Regions from separate parts of the Mus musculus genome. Here region 1 is linked to region 2. The links are chromatin contacts, found by Hi-C or POLR2A ChIA-PET in ENCODE. All regions are on one chromosome and are shown on one strand. Each heading gives the region's core, a stretch centred on a gene start or an enhancer-like site at or near the end of the contact. The rest is flanking DNA. Distances are from core to core; before and after follow the strand shown.

The links. Hi-C counts contacts between places; a loop is a spot of excess contacts on that map. ChIA-PET counts read pairs that join two places held with the same protein, here RNA polymerase II (POLR2A).
Region 1: POLR2A ChIA-PET joins it to region 2 with 11 read pairs in Patski. The contact joins the enhancer-like site here to the promoter of Gpatch8 in region 2. A Hi-C loop is called at or near these places in 2 of 37 maps with a recorded cell type or tissue (ES-E14 and mouse embryonic stem cell). POLR2A ChIA-PET finds 5 or more read pairs at or near these places in 1 of 5 experiments (Patski).

What each region holds. Positions count from the first base shown.
Region 1 is chr11:102,642,183-102,646,843 of GRCm38, forward strand. No RefSeq gene overlaps it. Among named protein-coding and RNA genes, the nearest start is that of 2810433D01Rik, 20 kb to the left of the region's middle. Within about 2 kb of position 1,754, at least 1 of the 3 ENCODE cell types and tissues checked has a DNase peak (open chromatin) inside an H3K27ac peak, as active enhancers do.
Region 2 is chr11:102,553,603-102,558,474 of GRCm38, forward strand. It overlaps Gpatch8 (G patch domain containing 8), which reads right to left and starts at 2,556. Exons shown (of 8, transcript NM_001159492.1): 1 at 2,478-2,556. The coding sequence starts at 2,522.

The sequences.
Region 1 (4,661 bases), core at 504-3,003, 88 kb after region 2:
TCAGTGGTTAGGAGCACTTTTGTTCTTCCAAAGACCTGGGTTCAATTCCCAGCACCCACATGACAGCTAACAACTATTGGTAGCTTTAGTTCCAGAGGATCTGATGCCCTCTTCTGACTTCCACAGGTACCAGGCATATAAGTGGCACATAGACCTACACAGAGGCAAAACACATCCACACAATAAAATAAATTACCTCTATATACAAGAGGTAGTACCCCTGTGTAGGCCATCTATACAAGATGAGATGCATGGGGGTCAGGGAAGAAGAAGAGGAGAAGAAAATGTTCCTGATGGCAGTAATAGCTTGCAGGGTGACTATTTGGGGGAGAGGCCTGGCAACAATGGGAAAGTCGATGGTCACACTAATGTCATGGCTGGCAAGCGAGTGACTGCTCTCCCCTGGCTTGTCTCTCTGCTCCACTTGGTGCACCTGGCTCCTTTGTCCCCGTGTCTTCATTAGGTAGAGCAGATGTCCTTATACCCACACTGTCTCCATCCCAGGTATCATGACCTCCAGTCCAGGGATACTCAATGAAGTCAGTGCAGTGGCTGGGGGTGGTAGGACACTGGGTTTGGGGGTCTTTAGGAATCTAAGGACATATAAGCCAGAGGCAGTGTTTCCTAATTGAGCCCAGCATTGACTCTTGGCTTTGTATATGACCCATATGCCTGCGAAGGTTCTCCGAAAGGTTATATGGAAGATTTGCCCCAATGATAAAGCAGAATTCAGGGCCTCGGAATGCTAGGCAAGTGTCCTATTACCAAGTTATACCCCAACCCTAGAAAAGAGTGTTTGTAGCGCTGTGGGACCCTCTGTGATTACAAGCGGCTCAGCACAGGCATCTGGAGAGTCTTGCCCCAATGCCATCCAGCCTCTGGGAAGGCTGTCTTTGTAGCCTTTGCAACGGGAAACAATACTGCTTTGTCAAAGACTTCCTTATTGTTTTAACTTAAATTCCTCTACCAGATGGCGGGTTCTCTAAGCGCTGTCTAAGTGCTGCCTCCCCTCACAGAGGGAGTTCTGGGACACCTTCTCAACAGCTCCAGTCAGGTCCTGGCTCAAGAATGGGAGAATAGGGGCTGTAGAGATGGCTCAGAGGTTAAGAGCACTGACTGCTTGTCCAAAGGTCCTGAGTTCAAATCCCAGCAACCACATGGTGGCTCACAACCATCTGTAATGGGATCTGAAGCCCTCTTCTGGTGTGTTTGTCTGAAGATAGCTACAGTATACTTAGATATAATAATAAATAAATCATTAAAAAGAACGAGAGAATAGAGCTGTGTGACACTTAGGGAGTCCTACTTGATTCTAACTTCATAGCCTGACTTAGGGTCCCCACGATGAGGTGAGTCTCAGGTGCCAAACCTCTGGTTAGATGAGAATGACCCCCCTCTTTTCCCTCAAGAGGACAGGGTTCTTTCTCCTTTCAGGTTCCCAACACACACACACACACACACACACACACACACACATACCCCCCACACACATTTATATATACATATATATAATATATAAAAAGTATATACTTCCTTCCTTATTTATTTCTATAAGACTTCATAGTCTAGGCTGTATTTGAAGGCCAATGCTCCTGCGTCATCCTCCTGAGTGCTGAGATTATAGGGAACACCACCACAGCCAACTCCAATACATGAACTGTTAAAGTGTGGGCCTCTTCCATATGGGATAAAGGGACAGGGTGCAGTCTGCCTCTGGAATGAAGAGGTCTGAACTCCGGCGTGCCAACAGTACTGCAGAGGGTCATGTGCAGTCCTTTGAAGGCTCTGAAAGCTGAGGCCTGAGCTTCCAGGCTGCCACAGGAGTGAGTCACAGTCTAACAATGTTATCTGTCAAGTGCTGCCGCTCCCTGGGCTGCCCTTGTCCACAGCCTCATGCGGCCTGGATTCCCATAGGTCGCCCCTTGACCTTACGGTCTCTGGAGGCCTCATAGTCCGAGATCTCCATTCCTTCCTAGATGGTTAATCTAAGGGGGAGCACTGGCAACGAGAGGGAACAGAGATGGAAAATGCTGGAATATGAGGCAGTTGTTACGCAATTTAGGTCCAGGATTCTTGGAAGATTAAGAAGGAAGGCAGGAGGAGCTCTGAGGACAAAAGGCTGAGGCTGTGTGGCAGAGAATGGACTGAGGTGGCGCTGACACAGATCTGAAGTATGTCTGGAGACTTAAAATCACTGATACGTGTGCTTTAAAAGGATGAGTCGGGGCTGGGAAGATGGCTCATCAGTGAAGAGGGCTCACTGCTCTTGCAGAAGACTCAGGTTCAGTTGTCAGCACCCACGTTCAAGAGGCTTACAACCAACTGCCTGGATCTCTAGTTCCAGGGAGATCTGATGCTTTCTGGCCCCTGAGGGTACCTGCTTGGATATGGTGCACATAACTCACACAGGTGCACACATTAAATAAAACAAACATTTTTAAAAGCTTTTGTTTGTTTTCTGTTCTTTTGTTTCTTTGTTTTTTTGTTCTTTTGGGTTGTTGTTGTTTTTGAGACAAGGTTTCTTTGTACTCTGGCTGTCCTGGAAGTTGCTCTGTACTCCAGGCTGACCTCTAACTCATGGAGATCTGTCTGCCTCTGCCTCCCTAGTGCCTCGATTAAAGGCCACCATATCCGGTCCTAAAGTTTTTGTTTGTTTGTTTAAGGACTGAGCTACCCCCCTATAGTCTAGCTACTAAGGAGGCAGAGGCAAGAATAGAACCTAAGGCCAAGAGATCTAGGCCACCCCGGGCAACACAGCAACTCATCTCAGAAAAGAAATGGAACAATTAGCTTTAGGACATTTTTAAAAGATTTATTTATTTTTATGAATATAAGTACACTGTCACTGTCTTCAGACACACCAGAAGAGGGCATTGGATCCCGTTACAGATGGTTGCGAGCCACCATGTGGTTGCTGGGAATTGAACTCAGGCCCTCTGGAAGAACAGTCAGTGCTCTTAACCACTGAGCCATCTCTCTAGCCCTTTATGATGTTTCTTATACACGCATACACATGTATATCAATATAAAACTAATTTTTTGTTGTTTTGAGGCAGGGCCTTATACAACCTAGGTGCTGCTCAAACATATTATGTAGCTAAGTATGACCTTGAACCCCCGATCCTTCTGTCTTCTTGCAAATGCTGAGCCTGCAGGTGTGTGGCCCGAATACCCTGTCCACACTGTGCCGAGAATCCCTCAGAGCTTTCAGTGTGCTATGTAAGCACACAACCAAGCATGCCACATCCCAGGTCCTAGAGCTGGGTAGAAGGTAGGCAAGTTGACCCCATAGGAAGGTCACATTGCTGTATGTATAAGTAGGAGGAGGGACCTGGCTGCCCCCAGGTTTGAACATATCTAGATTTGGACTGCAGAAGTAACATCTGGGCAGAGGGTGAGATTGGTATCAGCCCCTGCTCTCATATCACAGCCTATTCCAAATTAGGCAGCTTTTCTATGAACCCTCAGTCTCCATTCCAGTCACCCCCAAACACTATCACCCCAAGTGTCCTCTTCCACTGATTCAGAATATGCTTTCCAGCATACATCACCCTGGAAATTTACAACATCAATGCAAACATCTGTCTGCATTTCCAACTCATTCTGTTCTTGCTCCCTTCTTAAAATGCCCACTTTTAATTTTTGCTATTTTTACATCTTACATTCCTTTAAACACTGTAAATCCATCCCCCAGCAAGGCAAGATATAAATATTTTAAAAATATAATTTGCAAGGCACCCTTGTGTACATTTTCTCTTTTGATGTTCACACGGAGTGCACAGAGAAGGTGCAGCTATCTCTATTTTTAGGTAAGGGAGATTAAGGAGCCTGGTTAAGATCATGTGGCTGTTGGAGGGGGAAGCAAGCCTCCTAACTAACTCTGGGATTTCACTCTCCTCTCTGCAGATGTGTTGGAAGTCATCTTCTTTTCCTTCTTCCTCTTCTTCCCCCTTTTCTCCTTCTCCTCCTCTTCTTCCTCTTCCTCCTCTTCCTCTTTCTCTTCCTCCTCCTCCTCCTTCTTCCAGCTTTGTCGGCACACAGATCACCACCCATCATACAGACTGGTCCTTGGCATCCAAGTGTCTCTGCTCATCTGTTAGCTCCAGGCACACCAGGGCCGTGGGGAAAAGGAGTAGCTTTCCATTTCCTTTTCCAGCTGCATGTATTTCAAGCCCTTCACGTAAACAGATGCTCTGCCTGTTGATCAGTTAGACATGTTTGCATGGTGTCTTGGCTCACACATGGGTAGCTGTCTCCGTGCCTAGGCAGACTTGCTGTGTAGAGTACTTACAGGGGAGTGTGTGTGTGTGTGTGTGTGTGTGTGCGCGCGCGCGCGCGCGCACAGAATTAAATTATCTCCTGGCATTCCAAGAGTCTGAAAGGGCGTCGGTAGCAGTGGAAGTGACCAACACCAATCAGGAAAGATGTTGGGGGTGTGACTTAGAGGTAGTTGCCTACTGTGGGTGAGACATTGAGTTCCATCCTCATCACCACAGAGGGGAAAAAAAATTAAATAAATCAAATGTCACACAGGCCTATGCTCCCAGCTACTACTTGGGAGATTGAGACAGAAGGATCGGAAGTTTAAGGCTAGCCTCAGCAATTTAGTAAAATGCTGTCTGCTGTCTGTCCTTTTTTTTTTTTTTTACTTGTTCCTGAAA
Region 2 (4,872 bases), core at 1,306-3,805:
AGCATAATAATCTGCAAAAGGGACTGGGAATGTAACTAGTAGTTGAGAACCCGATACTCACATACACACAAACATAAATATATACATAAATAAATAAAACATAATTTAAAATATAATTCCATTTCTGGATTGGTGACTTAGCTCAGTGGGTAATAGTGCTTGCTAGTATCACCACAAAACCCTGGGGATGAAAGACCACACCTGTAATCCCAGCACTTCAGAGGTTGAGGAAGGGGAGTCAGAGATTCAAAGTCCTCCCTGGCTAGACTGCAGACTTGAGGCTAGTGCTAGTATGAGATATATACGACATGGTTTCACAACAATTTTCCCATTTCCAATACCCTTTATGCAAAATACTGCGACATTTAGAATTTTAAGTGGGTTATGTCAGAGCAAGTGCAGAAAATACAATTAAAATGTATGTACGAACATCAAAGAGCTCAAAGGATCTATTTCTGGTTTTAAAACCGTTTTATTATATTTACGTCATGGGGGCTGTTAGAGGCCAACTCTGGGGAACTGGCTTGGTTCTTTCCTCCCAGCTTGTGGATGCCCAGGCACTAACTCCGCTCAGATTTGATGGCAAACTCCCTAAGCCACCTTTAAGGCTGTGACTTTTTATTATTGTGCATATCATGTGAGGGGACATATAATTTGGGGTCAGAAGCCAACTTTTTGGAGTTGGATCTCTCCTTCCACCTTCCAGGGATCAAACTGAGGCGGCCAGGCTTGTGAGGCGGAGGCTTTTTACCCACTGACCCATCTCATAAATCCCATAAGTCAGATTTTATAGTACCTCAACTAAAGCATCGAAGAAGAGTCTCCCTGCTCAGTTTCCAAGTGACGACACTCACATCCTAATAGCCAGTTTTCAATATCTTCATTCAAAACCCCGTTTGAGCCAGCTGAAATACTTGAGGGCCATTTTTCCTCAAAACTGTCTGTTTTCAATTTTATTAGGTCACCTTGAAATTCTTTTCTCTGAAAAGCATTGGAAGGTTTTCGTCATCTACTGTCTCCTAAATAATTTTAAATTAACAAAAAATAGTAATAAAGCGTATATACTTTATACCTGCTTCATAGGGCTTGATATAGGGAGAAAGAAAAGAAAGATAAGCCTGCCTTCCTTCTCGGGTATCAAATGTCCACCTCAAACTTTGGAAGACCTGAGATAAATCCTTAAAACACCTTAAGATGCTGTGCTGGGCTGCAGTTTCTGCGGCAGGCACATGACCACAAGGCATTTTCAGCAACTCCCAAATCCCTTACTGCTGCAAAACTTCCCATAGCGTTCTACACCTAAGACTATTTAACAGTGTTGATTTTAAACCAGTTGAAATTGCTTTGTCTATCAACCCAATCATCTCCAAGAATTCAAACCCTTCAAATTGCCTTCTGACACAGCTAGAGGTGCGTTGAGGAAGCTGAAAGGAATACAAAAACTCGAGTTCGGAGGCTCATCCCTTGACCTAAATTGCTGTTGCCAGGAGATGCGGTAGTAATGCAGTGATTTGCAACTGAGGATGTATTTTACCTAGAAATAACCAAAGGCTACTAAATCCCTTATTGTCTCCCAACTATGCCTGCAGTAACAATTTCAATATCTAAAAGCCTAATGATTCTAATTCGGCCTTTGTTGTTTGTTTTTTTGTTTTGTTTTGTTTTTGTTGTTTTTTTCTTTAATGCCTGCCACCCCACGGACATCTTTCCCAGATCAACATTTGCAAACGAAGAAAGAAAAAAAAAAAAAATCAAGGTTTAGGAACGAATTTACTCCCGCTTGGAAAGGCCATAATTATGCTTCTTTACAAATCTTGGTAGGTCTCGAAGTTAAGTTTACGCCAGTCCACAGACCTATACCTTACTGTCCCCAACCCAATTAACGGCCTGTAAACAACAGCAGTTATTTATGCCCAGAGAAAGCTCAATGGCTCGCCTCAACAAAAAAGGCGTCTTTGATAAGAAAGGGCGCCCTTTACCAGGGGGAAGACTAGGTTAGACAGTCGATAAAGGGCTTGTTTGTCACAATGGGAAAACGGAGAGGCGATCCCCAGGATGATCGGGGCGAGCAAAAGCCAAGGCTTCCATAGCCCCGGCCTGAAAACCGCTGGCCCAAGCCTTCCCCGCCCCAGCCCTCTCCCCCGGGGGCCGGGCCGGCCCTGCGCCTGCACAGGCCCCGAGACAAGCAAAGCGCAACCCCCACAAAGCGCCCGGCTGCGGAGCGGGAAGCCAGGAGCAAAATAGGAGGAAAGCCGAGCCGAAGAAGCGGCGTGAATAGGGATGAAGCCGGGGACGCGGCCTCATCTCAGCCCCGGAGGCCCCTGGAGAAATGAGAGGCAGGAAGGGGCGAGAGCCGGCTTGCAAGGTGGAGCGGAGAGCAGAAGGAAGGAGAGCCAGGAGGCCGGGAGGGAGGCGGCCCCGGGCTCGCGGCGAGCCCTCCGGGGGCGTGGGTGGTCCTCGGCGACGCCCGTGTTTACCTGAAAGTCTCGGTCCTCGTTGAAGCGGGAGAAGCGGTCCGCCATTTTGCCGCTCTCACTCCTCCTCAGGACGACGCTCTCCGGTTCGCTCCTCCCCTCCCGCTACGCCCGCCCCCTCTCTGTTTCCACGCCCCCTCCCACGCCCACCGGGCGCGCGCAGCAGGCGTGGGGAGGGGGGTGGAGGATGTGTGCTTGGCGAGGGATTGTTGGGGGGGTGTTGGGAAGAGGAGGGAACAGGAATTCGTTCCGACGGGAATCCCGAAGGCGCGCAGGCCTGGAGGCGGAACCTTCCTCTCACATCGCTCGGTTTCACGCCCGGCCCCGAGCGACCCCAGCGGGCCGCGCATGCGCACTCGCGCCGGCGCGCGTAAGCGCTTCCGGAGGGAAAGATCAGCAGGGCAGAGCATTTGGGGGCCTGGGAAGTATTCACTTGCTCCCTTAGCAGTGTTCAGAAGTCTTTCTTTCTTATGCTCTTGTTTACGGTCAAGCCCATCCCGTATTTGTAATAATATACAGTGTAATGCTATACAGTAGCATGAGATCTGACTTTACAGCTAGAGTACTTTTAATGTTTTTTTGTTTTGTTTTTGTTATTTTGTTGACAGGGTTTCCTGTAGCTCTCTATGTAGTAGAGGCTCGCCCCCCGATGTCCAAAGAGGGTATTTTTAAAATTAATACATAATAATGTTACTTAAGAGGTACCAAAAAAATCTCTCAAAGGGCTTCCATTCCAGGCAGGAAGTCAGATAACCAATAAATTAACCTAATAGTTGTAAATATAAACGAGTGTCTATTCCTGCTTGAGGCTGAGGGGAAATTAAGTCAAGCTTATCCTTGGCTACATAGGAAGTTCAAAGCTAGCCTGGGCTATAAGACATTGCTTCAAATAACAAAATCTAAGTGACACTGTGGGGGGGGGGGACTGTAATGAAAAGAATGACCTATCTTAAAGCTACATATAAATCAAGGCATAACAAAGGGATCACAACCTTGAAGAAGAGAGAAACTTAAACACATGGCTACCAAGAGCTTGACGTTTTTTTCTTACTATTTTCCCTCCCCCTCCCACTCCTCTCCCCCCTCCACACATATATATTCATGTTCAGAGTCATTGGATCCCCTGAAGCTAGAGTTACAGTTAAGAATCACCATGTATGTCAGTGCTAGAAACAAACCCAGGTGCTCTGCATGTGGAACAAGTGCTTTTAACTGCTTAGCCATCTTTCCAGCTCTTGTTTTCTTTAATGTTTTCACAGGGTGGGGGAGTGAGGGGGGGCTGTTTAATTTTACCTAGTGTAAGACTGCTTCGCCTACATGAATGAATGAATGTATGTATGTATGTATGTATGTATGTATGTATGTATGTATGTGTATCAGCTCTTAACAGCTGAGCCATCTCTCTAGCCCCTCTACCTGATTTTAAGACAAGGTCTCTCCTTAAACCTGGAGCTCTCCCTAGTCAGCTAGCAAGCCTCTGGAATTTGTACCTGGCACCAGGGAAGGTGAGGGTGTGGGCAGAGCTGAAAGTCCAAGGGACTGGTCACAAAGCAATCTAGAAAGCAGTTGGAGCCTAAATCATTTTTTTTTTCTCACTCAGGTAGCAGCTGGAGACTTTCTCTAGAAATGCTAACCAAACAAATCATGGGATTTTTGTTGTTGTTGTTTATTTATTTATTTATTCATTATATGTAAGTACACTGTAGCTGTCTTCAGACACTCCAGAAGAGGGAGTCAGATCTCATTATCGATGGTTGTGAGCCACCATGTGGTTCCTGGGATTTGAACTCTGGACCTTTGGAAGAGCAGTCAGGTGCTCTTACCCACTGAGCCATCTCACCAGCCCAAATCATGGGTTTTTAACATGCCGGCTCTAATCCAGAAGAAAGTATTTTGCCGAAATGAGAGGATCTGTCAAAAACCAACTGTCTTAGTCACTGTTTTTGTGCTGTGAAGAGACACCATGACAAAAGCAACTTTTAGAAATCATTTAATTGGGGGCTTACAGTTGCAGAGGTTTAGTCTATAATCATGGTGGGGAGTATGCTAGACTGCAGGTAGGCACTGGAGCAGTGTAAGAGAGCTAAGTCCTAACTCACAGCAGGAGAGTTGAGGGATGAGATTGGACCTGACATAGGCTTTTGAAACCTCAAAGCCACCTCCAGTGACACACTTCCTCTAACAAGACCACAGCTCCTAATCCTTCTATTCCTTTCAAGCAGCTTAGCTCCCTGGTAGCTAAGCATTCAAATATATGAGGCTCTGGAGACCATTCTTATTCAAACCACCTCACCGTTATTCTAGTCAGAGTCAGACTTCCCCTGCAAGCCCTCTGTGGGAAAGCTGGCTTACAGAAGCAAGGTCTTCCAAAGGGATGGAAGGAGTATTAGCCTAACAT